3 separate regions of the Homo sapiens genome follow, and regions 2 and 3 are each linked to region 1. The links are chromatin loops, found by intact Hi-C in ENCODE. Cell type or tissue: GM12878. All regions are shown on one strand. Links, peaks and the distances in the headings refer to the core of each region. The heading gives the core; the rest is flanking DNA.

Region 1 (8,187 bases), core at 3,070-5,569:
AAACTAGATGGATTATCAGTAGGATCTTCCAGGCATCAAGGTGGCACTAGGGTCACACTACTGCTTAACAGGCCTTGGAAGACTGAATGAATTCCTGGGCACTACAAAAGGTGATATTATGCCTTGGGATAGATTCATCTATTAAGGACCACTTAGGTGGGAAATTCTGTGTTTGGAAGTGGAATTGTTAAACCATCTCTCTGAACAGTATACTGTCTGTACTTCATTGAGTTGAGGGGGATGGGAGGGAAGAAATTACAAAAGGTATTTGCTAGTGCATGCTAGAAAATTTAAGCTTATCCACTGATTAGTTAAAATAGACTTTAAACCAAAAACAGTAAAAAAAAAAAAATGACAAAGAAGAACACTACATAATGATAAAGGGTTAAATTCAGCAAAAATATTTAATTATCCTAAATATGCATGCACCGAACATTGGAACACCCAGATTCATAAAACAAGTACTAGACCCACAAAAAAGACACAGATGTCCACACAATAGTAGTAGGGGAATTCAACACTTTACTAGACAGATTATCCAAGCAGAAAACTAACAAATTCTGGACTTAAATTCAAGATTTGACCAGTTGGACCTAACAGACATCTATAGAACATTCCACTCAACAACCAAAGAAGATATAGTCTTACCAACTGCACATAGAACATACTCTGAGGTTGATGACATGCTTGGCTGTAAAGCAAGTCTCCATACGTTCAAAAACATTGAAATTATACCAACCATACTCTCAGACCACAGTAAAAGAAAAATGGAAATCAACACCAAGAGAATCTCCTAAAATCACAAAAATTACATAGAAATTAAACAACTTGCTTCTGAATGACTTTTGCAAATACAATGAAATTAAGGCAGAAATCAAAAAATTCTTTGAGATAAATTAAAACACAGACACAACATATCAAAATCTCTAGGATGCAGCAAAACCAGTGTCAAGGGGAAAGTGCTAAACACTCACATTAAGAAGTTAAAAAGATCTCAAATTAACAATCTAATATCACCCCAGAGGAACTAGAAAAACAATAACAAACTAACCTCAAAGCTAGCAGAAAAGAAATAACTAAAATTAGAGAACTAAATGAAATTGAGACCCAAAAATCTACACAAAGCAGCAACAAAACAAAAAATTTGTTCTTTAAAAAGATAAACCACAATGAGATACCATCTCACACCAATTAGAATGGCGATCATTAAAAAGTCAGGAAACAACAGGTGCTGGAGAGGATGTGGAGACATAGGAACAATTTTACACTGTTGGTGGGACTGTAAACTACTTCAACCATTGTAGAAGACAGTGTGGTGATTCCTCAAGGATCTAGAACTAGAAATACCATTTGACCCAGCCATCCCATTACTGGGTATATACCCAAAGGATTATAAATCATGCTGCTATAAAGACACATGCATAAGTATGCTTATTGAGGCAATATTCACAATAGCAAAGACTTGGAACCAACCCAAATGTCCATCAATGATAGACTGGATTAAGAAAATGTTGCACATATACACCACGGAATACTATGCAGCCACAGAAAAGGATGAGTTCATGTCCTTTGTAGGGACATGAATGAAGCTGGAAACCATCATTCTCAGCAAACTATCGCAAGGACAGAAAACCAAACACCACATGTTCTCACTCATAGGTGGGAATTGAACAATGAGAACACTTGGACACAGGAAGGGGAACATCACACACCAGGGCCTGTCATGGAGTAGGGGGAGGTGGGAGGGATAGCATTAGGAGATATACCTAATGTAAATGATGAGTTAATGGGTGCAGCACACCAACATGTCACATGTATACATATGTAACAAACCTGCACGTTGTGCACATGTACCCTAGAACTTAAAGTATCATAAAAAAATTCATTAAATTTGAAAAAAAGAAAAGATAAACAAAGTTGATTAATCAATAGCTAGATTAATAAAGAAAAAGAGAGAAGATTCAAATAAGCACAATCAGAAACAACAAAGGTGACATTATAACTGATCCCACAGAAATACAAAAGATCCTCAAAGATAATTATGAACACCTCTATGCACACAAACTAGAAAGTCTAGAGGAAATAGATAAAGTCCTGGAAACATACAACCTCCCAAGATTGAATCAGGAAGAAACTGAAACCCTGAACGGACCAATATCAAGTTCCAATATTGAATCAGTAATAAAAAACCCACCGAACAAAAAAGTCCCTGGACCAGATGAACTGACGGCCAAATTCTACCAGGCATACAAAGAAGAGCTGGTATCATCCTGATACCAATATGACAAAGATACAATGAAAAAAGAAAACTACAAGCTGATATTCTGGATGAATATAGACCCAAAAATCCTCAACAAAATACTTGCAAACCAAATCTAGCAGCACATCAAAAAGTTAATTTACCACAATCAAATAGGCTTTATTCCTGAAATACAAAGTTATTTTAACATACACAGATCAATAAATATGATTCACCAAAGAATCAAAAACAAAAACCATAACATCATCAAAATAGACACAGAAAAAGCTTTTGATAAAATCCAACATCCTTTCATAATAAAAACCCTTAAAAAACTAGCCATCATTGAACCATACCTCAAAATAGTAAGAGCTATCTATGACAAACCCATTGCCAAAATCATAATGACCAGGCAAAAGATTAAAACATTCTCCTTAAGAGTAGGAACAAGATAAGAATGCCCACTCTCACCACTTCTATTCTAGTACTAGAAGTCCTAGCCAGAGCAATTGGGCAGGAAAAAAATAAAAGGCATCCAAATAGAAAAAGAAGACCTCAAACTATCTCTCTTCACTGACAATATGATTCTAGATCTAGAAAACTCTGAAGACTCCACCAAAAGGCTCCTAGAGGTGATAAATGACTTCAGTAAAGTTTCAGGATACAAAATTCAATGTAGAAAATGAGTTGCATTTCTATACACCAATAACTCAAGCTGAGAGCCAAATCAAGAATGCAAGCCAATTTACAGTAGCCACTAAATAAATAAATAAATTCCTAGGAATACATCTAACCAAAGAGGTGAAAGATTTCTACAAGGAAAACTACAAAACACTGGTGAAAGAAATCACAATGGCAAAAAGAAATGGAAAAACAATCCATGTTCATGGATTGGAAGAATCAATATCATTAAAATGGCCATATTGCCCAAAGCAATCTACTGATTCAATGCTATTCCTATCAAACTACCAAAGTCATTTTCACAGAACAAGAAAAAACTATTCTAAAATTCATATGGAACCGAAAAAGAACCAGCATAGCCAAAGCAATCCTAAGCAAAATGAATAAAGCCAGAGATATCCCATTACCTGATTTGAAACTACACTATAAGGCTACAGCAGCCAAAAACAATTTGGTACTGGTACAAAAATAGACACATAGACCAATGGAAAAGAATAGAGAACCCAGAAATAAAGCTGTGCACCTTTAGCCATCTGATCTTTGACAAAGTTGACAAAAATAAACAGTGGGAAATGGACATTCTATTCAACAAATGGTGCTAGGATAACTGGCTATCCATAGGCAGAAGAATGAAATTGAACACTTACCTTTCACCATATACAAAAATTAACTCGAGATGGATTAAAGACTTAAATGTATGACATCAAACTATAAAAATCCTAGAAGTAAACCTAGGAAATATCATTCTGGACAGAGGCCTTGGAGTAGAATTTATTACTAAGTCTCCAAAAGTAATGCAAAAAAAACCAAAAATGGACAAGAAGGACCTAATTAAACTAAAGAGATTCTGCACAGCAAAATAAACTATCAACAAAGTAAACAGACAACATACAGAATGGGAGAAAATATCCACAAACTATGCATCTGACAAAGGTCTACTATCCAGAATCTATAGGGAACTTAAAACAATTCTATAAGCAAAAGACAAATAACCCCATTAAAAAGTGGGCAAAGAGGGCTGGGCACAGTGGCTTATATCTGTAATCCCAGCACTCTGGGAGGCCAAGGCAGGTGGATCATGAGGTCAAGAGGTCGAGACCGTCCTGGCCAACATGGTGAAACCCCGTCTCTACTAAAAATACAAAAATCAGCTAGGCATGGTGGCACGTGCCTGTAGTTCCAGCTACTCAGGAGGCTGAGGCAGAAGAATCACTTCAATCCAGGAGGCAGAGGCTGCAGTGAATCGAGATCATGCCACCGCACTCCAGCCTGGCAACAGAGTGAGACTCCATCTCAGAAAAAAAAAAAAAAAATGTGGGCAAAGGATACGAATGACACATCTCAAAATAAGACAGACAAGTGGCCAAGAAACATTTGAAAAGAGCTCAACATCACTAATCATCTGAGAATTGCAAATCAAAACCACACCGACATACCATCTCACACCAGTCAGAATGTCTGTTATTAAGGAGTCAAAAAGTAATTTGTTGATGGGGCTATGAAGAAAAGGGGATGCTTATACACTGTTGGTGGGAATGTAAATTAGTTCAGAGATGATGGAAAGCAGTTCGCAGATTTCTCAAAGAACTAAAAACAAAACTATCATTTGACTAAGCAATCCCATTAGTGGGTATATATCCAAAGAAAAATAAATCATTCTACCCAAAAGACACATGCACTCGTATATTCATTGCAGTACTATTCACAGCAGCAAAGACATGGAATCAACGTAGGTGCCCATCAACAGCTGGCTGGATTAAGAAAATGTGGTACAAATACACTATGGAGTGCTATTCAGCCATGAAACAGAATGAAAGTATGTCCTTTGTAGCAATATGGGTGCAACTGGAGGTCATTATTCTAAAACAGGAACCGAAAACCAAATATTGCATGTTCTCATTTATAAGTGGGAGCTAAACATTGGGTTCACATGGAGATAAAAACAGAAACAATAGACACTGGGGACTACTAGGTGGGGGGTCAGGAGGGGAGGGCTGAAAAATTACCCATTAGGCACTATGCTTACTATCTGGATGATATTAATTGTACCTCAAACTTCAGCATCATGCAATATACCCATGTAACAAACTTGCACATGTACCCACTGAATCTAAAATAAAAGAGGAAAAAAGAAAAGATCAGTTAATTCAGCTCCCATATAGGAAAGTTACTATAAAAACAAACAAAAAACTATAATGAATCCAATACTGGTTCATAACACATTCCATTATGAAACCATAAGAAATAATTACTTTCTATGCAGCGGAAATGGTACTCGGTGCTTCTGCCTAAATTTTAAAGATGAGGAAATTGAAGCTCATAGAGTTTAAGTGAGTTACTCACAGTCATACCTGAGTCTATTTGATCTATTGCCTCTGCAAAAGCTTTGATAAAGCTTTGGGGTCTACGCAATTCTCACACTAAGGGAATATGGTATAGACTAGGTTCTGACTTTCTTATACCAGGTACTATCCTTGCTTAATGTGCCAAACAAATGGTATGGAAGAATCACTTCTGTGGCATAGACTGACCAGGTGTTCACCTAATCTATTTCCTCTTACTCCTGGGAAGGCAGCCAGATTGTATTTACCAAGCTCTTTGCAGCGAGTTGTGGTCCTATGATTTTCTGGGCAATAGAAGATCAGTGGATGTGACGTGTTCTACCTCCAAGCCTAGCCCAAGAGCAACAGGATAGAAGAAAATTAGATCTCTCAATCACTTCTCAGAGGAGAGACATACTGGTGTTACGAATACCCATTTAGTTTTGACTTGCATGAAAAAAAAATAACTTCCATTTTTTCAAACTACTGAGATTAGGGTATTTATCTGTTATGGCAATCAGAATAATCTTGGAGGCCTTTTCCTTGGTTTCACACTAAGTGGTCCTGTGATTGATATCAACAGCTATTAATTAAGGTGGCAGCTGAATCAAGTTGGTGAGGGCTGCCAATGCCTTCCTCAAGACAGGAATCAAATTTTGTAAATTGTTTGTGTGAAAGTCCTTCAAAACTGAAATAGAAATTCAATAATTATAAAGAATACAATTAGGAGCAAGCATGAACATACTCAAATATATGATGAGAAAAATTGACTAACCACGGTTCTTCCCGCAAAAAAAAAATCTCATGGTCAAAATATAACACAAATTGGACATAAATAAGCAACAATGTTGCTAGTTTAGATGCAATTATTGGTAAATAGACACGCATAAACATATACCCAAGATATGTGAAGAAGAGTCACATTAATACAGGAATTTGGGGTAGAGGGGTCCTTTTAAAATATGAGAACCTATTATCCACAGCTAAAATCAGACATAGGTGTCACCAAAAAAGCAATGTGAAATTAGATTGGATAGCATTAGGTTTTTAGTATAATTGACCCTTCCTTTGCCTGTGACTCCGTGTGAGGAATTGGTGATGGGCAGTGTGACCATGTGTCCCACTTTGCCCAGGTTAGTCCAAGTTTGTGACTACTGTGCCCCCTTTCTTTCTCCAGAGTGCCCCAGTTTGAATGATAAATTATACAAAAATTATATGATTCCCTTGTTTGGTGGCAAACTGTGGGAGCTCAGTACAAACTTTGCTCTCCACTCCCAACTGCTGATGGTCATGTAAGGCTACCAGTATCACAAATACTACCACGAAAGTTTGGTTGATGAAGCAGAAAGCATTTTCCCTCCCTGTCAACTTTATAAGATGGCTATTTGATTACAGTTTGGGATGAGATCGATGCACTGTCACTCCTTCCCCTATGCTCCACTCCCATAAGAGAATAGAAGGGTAACCTTCTCTTAAATGCAGGAGATAAGTTACATTGTTACAAACCCAAAATGGACATAGCAAATAAGTATCCTGTATTATATTTAATCATTACCAGAACGAAAAACAACAGATCAATGATATTAAAATGAAAAAATCATCATTTTAGTTGGATTTCCCCCAAATTTTACCTGGATCTAAATAACTCTATACCATATGGCATTGAGTTATAGCAACAGACATTTCACAAATGGTGTATATTACAGGGCACACTGGGATGTAATTCTGAGTGATGCTTTGTCTCTTATTTGGGGGAGGATTCTGTGAAGGAGGAGGCAAGTGGTGGAAACTCCTCTGAAATATCTTGCATGCTAAAGGTATCATAGTCATTGCTATGGCTCTGATTCTCAATCTGAGCTTTCCATAGCCCTGGAGAACTCCAGGTAACAATAAACATGATGTATCTTTTTAGGAGATTCAATTTCACTTGGTGTTTATAATTTCAACTTTTTAGTACTTGAATAAACTTGAATATATTGTTAAATGGAATGCAAAACATACATGGATTTTTAAGATTAAAAAGATGAGCTCCTAAATAATCTCTCCCATTTCTGGTGGACCATGTTGTGATTCTCCCCATGTATTCTGAATACCAGGTGGAAAAATTAGAAAAGTGCTGCTCTAAGATAAAGCACATTGGGGCCTTGATCATCCAATCATCTGTTTGTTACCATGGTCCCAAGCTTAATGGGCTATAATATAGCCTGGGGGTTAAGACCACAGGCTCTGATATTGAGCAGACTTGAGTTTTGTCCAGGCTGTGCCATGTACTATCTCTAAAACCTATCATGAATGTGAAATAGGGGTAATGATTGCCATAGTATTTTAACTATTAAAGAATGTATGTAAGTTGCTCAGCACAATATCTAGCACATAGTAAGCACTCCATAATTGTTCATGATTATTGCTTCTTCAGAGGTCTCCTGGACCTATTCATTGGACCTCTGTGATCACCTACTCTGTACAATTTTGTTCCAGAAAGTGTAAAAAGAGACATAGAAAAGCTGCAAGTGATCCTGAGGAAAAAAAGCAACAACGAAGGCATTTTAAAAAACATAAAAAAGCATAGGGGAAGCTGTAAATAAAGATGAAAGGAGCTGGAGTGTTTTTAGCTCAGAGAAGAGGAAGCCAAAAAGCGACAATAGCATTCAAGTGTAAGAATCATTAAGAGGATGAGACTGACAGGTTGTTTTCCATTTCAACAGGGGTTAGCACACATAAATATTACAGCAAAATAACTTGATTTGACACAACTAAGAACGTCTTTTCAGGGAGAGTGACAATACTAACACAGCATCCTAGAGAGGATATGGACATGTCAACCTTGGTTCCATCTAAAAATATCCTGGCTAATTTAGGTGAAGATCTGGTTGTGGCTGCCCTGACTGACCTTTTGAATATGAGTCTCAGAGATAAGTTTTCAAGCAGCTCAGGGACACAGTTTTT
Region 2 (2,500 bases), core at 1-2,500, 81 kb after region 1:
GCCATCCCTTTTAGGCTGAAATCTCCTTAGCAGAAGAGCTAAAAGACTTGGAGTCTAATGCATAGATTGTTAAATGGATGTCAGTGGTGGTGATACACCTACAGAAGGAAAAGCATCCCAAAGCAAAAATTCCAAATAGGAGGCACACATGCTGCCTTTACCATTACACACCCAAGACAGACATCACTAATCAATCAAGCATTGTTCCACCAGAGCCTGGCTCTGGCCTTAAGGCCCCTCCTGAGTGCTCCAGGTAGCCACTACCACTCAAGCAGAGTTGGCAAGCAAATTGAGCTCTATTAGGTGTCCCTGCATTAGAAACAGAGTCAATGCCCTCCTGTTTCCAGACATTAAGGAAAATTCCTCCTACTGCAACCTAGCAATAAAATGATCTCATGTCTAGAACACCACTTAAGCTCAATTTCTGGAGCTGGCAAAACCCTTGGAGAGACTTATTCAACAGTGAAGCAGATTCCTCAGTTTTCCTATTTTCTATATGAAGAACTTGTGTGGTGATCCCATCTGGTCTGTGCCTCCAGCTCCTCCTCTGGAGGTACTGGATAGTGGGGGGTTCTCCCCCTTTCTCTTCAACAGGACTTCTATGCTTTGAATTCTTGCATTAAATGTGCAGCCCTACCCCCAATTTCTGCTTCTTCTTCCTTAATTATGTAGCTCTCCTCTGCTTTCCTCGAACCAGAATCCTCCTAGGTCCCCAAGAGCACCCTCCCCAGGGAGCACTTGATGACAGTATTGTCAAATTCTTCAAAGGCAAGGAGGGGTAAGAAACACAAGCTCATCCATCCCTGTTTCTTTTTTTCACCCTGTGATTTCCACTCACAATAAGCAGCCTTACAGGTTATCAAACACCCCACTGTACTTTGACAGTTATTCATCCATTAAAGCCTCTGATTGCCTGGCATAATTAGGGACTGTCCTCAGACTCCATAAACATGGCTCCTCCACTTCTCTCAGGAACCGGCTTGCTTTACACCTAAGCTTGCCAGGAAGGAGGAAAACCCAGCTCATTCAAACAGCTCAGCTACAGGTGAGCCAGCCACATCAGAACATGGGAGGGGGAGAAAACAGCACGCTTTTTATCAAAAGAAAAATGATTTACGCAGCTGATTCCCCCAAATTTTAGATAGGATCTTAGGGAGATTTTTCACTTTGGACCAAAGCTATCTGGAGCTTGCAAAATCCTGGAAGAGACCGAATCAAAAGAGCAGATCTCTTCAGTCTCCCTATTTCATTTCAACGCCTCTCTCAGTCCCAGTCAATAACCCAGCTGTACGCTCTGCAGCGAAGCACATTCATCCCGCTTTGTGTCTGGATCGCAGGCTTCAGAGGGGGCTTTTCAGCTTGAATACAAACCGACTGATTGCCTTCCTGCAAGGTTCCCGCACCGGAACGCCCACCTGAGCCCTTGCTCTTCAGCGACAAGTGCAGGAGCTTGCCTGGGTCAAGCCAACTACACAGGGGCCTGAGCCTGCCTGCAGGAATGCACCGTGCTGTGTCACCACCCACTAGGCCAGCGGGCAGGGACAGAGAGAGCAGCCTGCAGCCGCAGAGGGAGGAGCCGAGAGCCTCTGAGTAGGGGAGCTGTGAACCTGGGGACAGAGGAGGTTACAGGGATGCTGAGAAGGCACACGACTCTCCAGGCAGGGCATCTGTGACTCAGCAGAGTTTAATTGCAGTTCCCTGAGGTGTGTGAGTCCAGAGCCATTGACAGAGTTATTATGGCATTTATGCATTCAGGCTTTATCATTAGACAACCCGAGGTGCTAGATCTTTATTCTTAAAATTATTTTTGTTTTAAGATTTTTTTTAAAAAGAGGAAAGCACAAAAATATAAATCTGTGCATACCCTCCAGTCAGAAGACACTACTAACATTGTGCAATGTTTGTTTCAAGTCTTGTTTTGAAACCATAAATGAAGGAAAGCACAACACAAGAAGGTGGACCCCACTTTGCTCCCTTTATCCTCCCTCCCTAGTCCCTTCCCCTGGGCCCAGAAGACACCACTTGTAAGACCTGAACTCACTTCCTTCTAATCCACTTTTAGACTTCTACCCATATAATCAATATAGCAATATAAAGAATATGTAATTTGGGGGCATGTATTTAATAATTTGTATCATTCTGAGCTTCTTCTCTGCAGACTTGTTTTTTTCCATTCCATATTGTGATGTTTTGCTGATTCCACGTTATTGTTTCTATAGAGATCTAGTCCACTCATTTTATCCATTATATGGCATTGGGTCCCATGATTCCTAAGTCCCCACCTGGCCTTAACACTATGCCAGTGGTCCTTAAGCTGCATATTAGAATCACCTGGGGTGCCCAGGTGATGTTAAAAATGCAGGCACCCGGGCTCTGCTCTCGGAGAGTCTGATGGCACTGGTGTAGGGTTGGGCTGGGCATTGCTTTTGTTAGAAATCTCCTTAGGTTGTCTTAATATGCAACTAGGATTAAGAACCCTACCCCCTCCGGATTCTGTGAT
Region 3 (2,500 bases), core at 1-2,500, 130 kb before region 1:
CAAAAATTCTTTTTGCTTTATACTAATCTCTCAAAAATGTCTCCTTAGATTCAACAATCTCTTTACGGAGATAGCTCAAAAATCACTATTTCACAATCCTCTCTAAACTATTAAGTGGTTAGTTTTATATTGTACTGATTCTCACAGTATTATCATCAGACCTTGTATAGCCTTTGAGGAGTGAGAATGAAGAAAAAAAAAAGCCTCAAAAGAATATCAGTGGGTAATCTCATGGGGAAACACACTGAAACAATAATGACAAAGCAGTATATATAATATCATCCTGGTAAAACAATATCTATGAGAGAGATATGCCTCTAGAAAAGTGCTTAGGACATATTTGGATATTCACCAGCTCCTAAAATCTGAGATGTAAAAAATTAATGTCATCAGGATGTTTAAAAATTATTTTATTTCTCTTTTTCTCCTTTCCTGTCAATGATTCTTCAGATTTCCCAGACTTAAAATCCTGAAGTTACTCCTGATCACTTTCCATGTTGCCTGAAATTTCAATCATCATGAATTCCTCATGATTCTTTTTTGGTTTCTTATATACCATTTCCAGTCCCTACCCTTAACATATACAGAATATGCTGAAGCTTTCTACCTATTTTTTTCTGCTCAGACTGTCCTATTCTTCTATACATTTAAGTTGTCTCCAAACACTGATTTTACTCTCAAATGTATGTATATAAAATATAGTCTGCTCAAAGGACGGTTTAACTACTGTCCCAGCACTTTGGAAGGCCGAGGCGGGCAGATCACGAGGTCGGGAGTTCAAGACCAGCCTGGCCAACATGGTGAAACCCCATCTCTACTAAAAACACAAAAATTAGCTGGGTGTGGTGGCGGGTGCCTGTAATCCTAGCTACTTGGGAGGCTGAGGCAGGAGAGTCACGTGAAACCAGAAGGCGGAGGTTGCAGTGAGCCAAGACTGCGCCACTGCATTCCAGCCTGGGTGAAAGAGCGAAACTCCGTCTCAATAATAATAATGCTAATAATGAAATATTTTAAAGTTTAAAAAGGAGGTATAGGTTTTATAGTAAAAATAGAATTTAATTAATAAAGGATAAAAAGATTCACATACAGCAATATAACAGAAATGGAAAATAAATCCAAGAAGGAGGCACATTCTACAAGGCAAAACTTATATTATGCATTTACTAAAGAAAAGCAGAGAAGGAAAACCAGAAAGTAGAAGGATTTATGCTTGCTGCAATGAGTGACATAGCTGCTGTTATTATCGAGGCCCAGGATGAAATATAAAAGTAATCAGGAAAGTATACTCACATAAGTTAGAGGAAAAAGCAACATTGGGCCTAATTTAGGAAGAAATATCAGTAGAGATAAAACCAAGTAATTTGAATGTTGTCTAAATAGCATTCTATAGAGAGTGAATTTCTGACCGGGCCTACCTAGGCAACAAAGTAAGTTGCCAGCGTTAAACATACAACACATCAGTCATTCTACCACTGGAGGGAGTCTGGTCACATATCCTTTGATGTAACTTGCTCTAGTAACTTCCTGGTCTTCCCTGGGAATGAATTAGAACCCTACCAAGAATATGAATTGGTTTAATACAATCTGATGGTTTCCAAATTTTTTGTTTCTTTTAGTTTTTATTTTATTTTTGTTTTGTTTCATACTCACTAATATCTCTATAGTCATATTTGGGCCAAAGAAATTAATCTACATGCTACGTGTCCTAGTACATGTCTATCCTTGGAAAAAGTTAATAAAGAAAAACATTGTAAATTAAGAACAGAGAAGGGCTCTAAGGCAAATACCTAAACAAAGCAACCATCAAGGTTACAAGCCACATGAAAAATAGCAAATGACAGATTTGAACTAGAAACTGAAAACAATTTTTAGGGCTAAGGTGATAAAGATATTACTGATAGGATGGTAAAAGAGAAGTAAAAGATAAGAGTACTATAATTGTGATTTCAAAATTTACTATTCTTTAAAATTCAGAATTTACAGATTATAGTAATTACTCATGAAGTTGAAGTGATTTCCTATAACATGTAACTGAAATTAAGAAAAACGACAAGGACCTAGACACTGGCAAAAAAGAAATTTTAAAAAGCAGTGGTTCAATTCAAGAAGTTACGTGGACAATATTCCATTCAGAATAATAATTATTACTGTCTATTTTGTATTAATATCAACACTGGTAAATTCTATGAAAGTAATGCTTTACTTATTTAAACAATCCTACAGGATTGGTATTATACCCACTTTACATAAGAAAGCTTGAGGCTAAAACAAGTTAAGTAATTTAAGGTTACACGGCTTTCAAGAGCCAATATTCTAACAGGGGTGGTCTGATCTAAAATGGTATTATCACTATGCTACACTGCATGTCACTGAGACTGAGTAATGACTACCTTACATTCTTGTAATAAAGACTATTAAAGTTAACAGTTATGGGTACTCCTCTTAGATGTCTGCTTCAGAAAATGCCATTACGGATTATCTAACATCACTGTGCTATTAA

The links. A loop is a pair of places that touch in the nucleus more often than their neighbours do. Peaks named below come from ENCODE experiments on the same cell type or tissue, not always from the same donor. Only the 100,000 strongest peaks of a DNase experiment are listed, where the experiment ranks them.
Region 2: a loop joins it to region 1, with 2.4 times the contacts of the local background. A loop is called at or near these places in 5 of 110 quality-filtered maps.
Region 3: it touches region 1 in a loop (4-fold over the local background); 2 of 110 quality-filtered maps call a loop at or near these places.

What each region holds. Positions count from the first base shown.
Region 1 is chr10:59,044,685-59,052,871 of GRCh38, reverse strand. The region is part of intron 2 of LOC102724768 (a long non-coding RNA gene); the gene reads right to left. Among named protein-coding and RNA genes, the nearest start is that of LINC00844, 49 kb to the right of the region's middle. In GM12878, for the core only: no CTCF peak of the experiment used is centred there; DNase peaks (open chromatin) are centred at 4,551 and 4,741; H3K4me3 peaks cover 1,436 bases; H3K27ac peaks cover 2,321 bases.
Region 2 is chr10:58,966,778-58,969,277 of GRCh38, reverse strand. No RefSeq gene overlaps it. Among named protein-coding and RNA genes, the nearest start is that of LINC00844, 31 kb to the left of the region's middle. RefSeq lists an enhancer at 1,056-1,969. In GM12878, for the core only: no CTCF peak of the experiment used is centred there; a DNase peak (open chromatin) is centred at 1,555.
Region 3 is chr10:59,180,842-59,183,341 of GRCh38, reverse strand. The region is part of intron 1 of PHYHIPL (phytanoyl-CoA 2-hydroxylase interacting protein like); the gene reads right to left. Among named protein-coding and RNA genes, the nearest start is that of PHYHIPL, 5.4 kb to the right of the region's middle. In GM12878, for the core only: a CTCF peak has its summit at 1,473; a DNase peak (open chromatin) is centred at 1,481.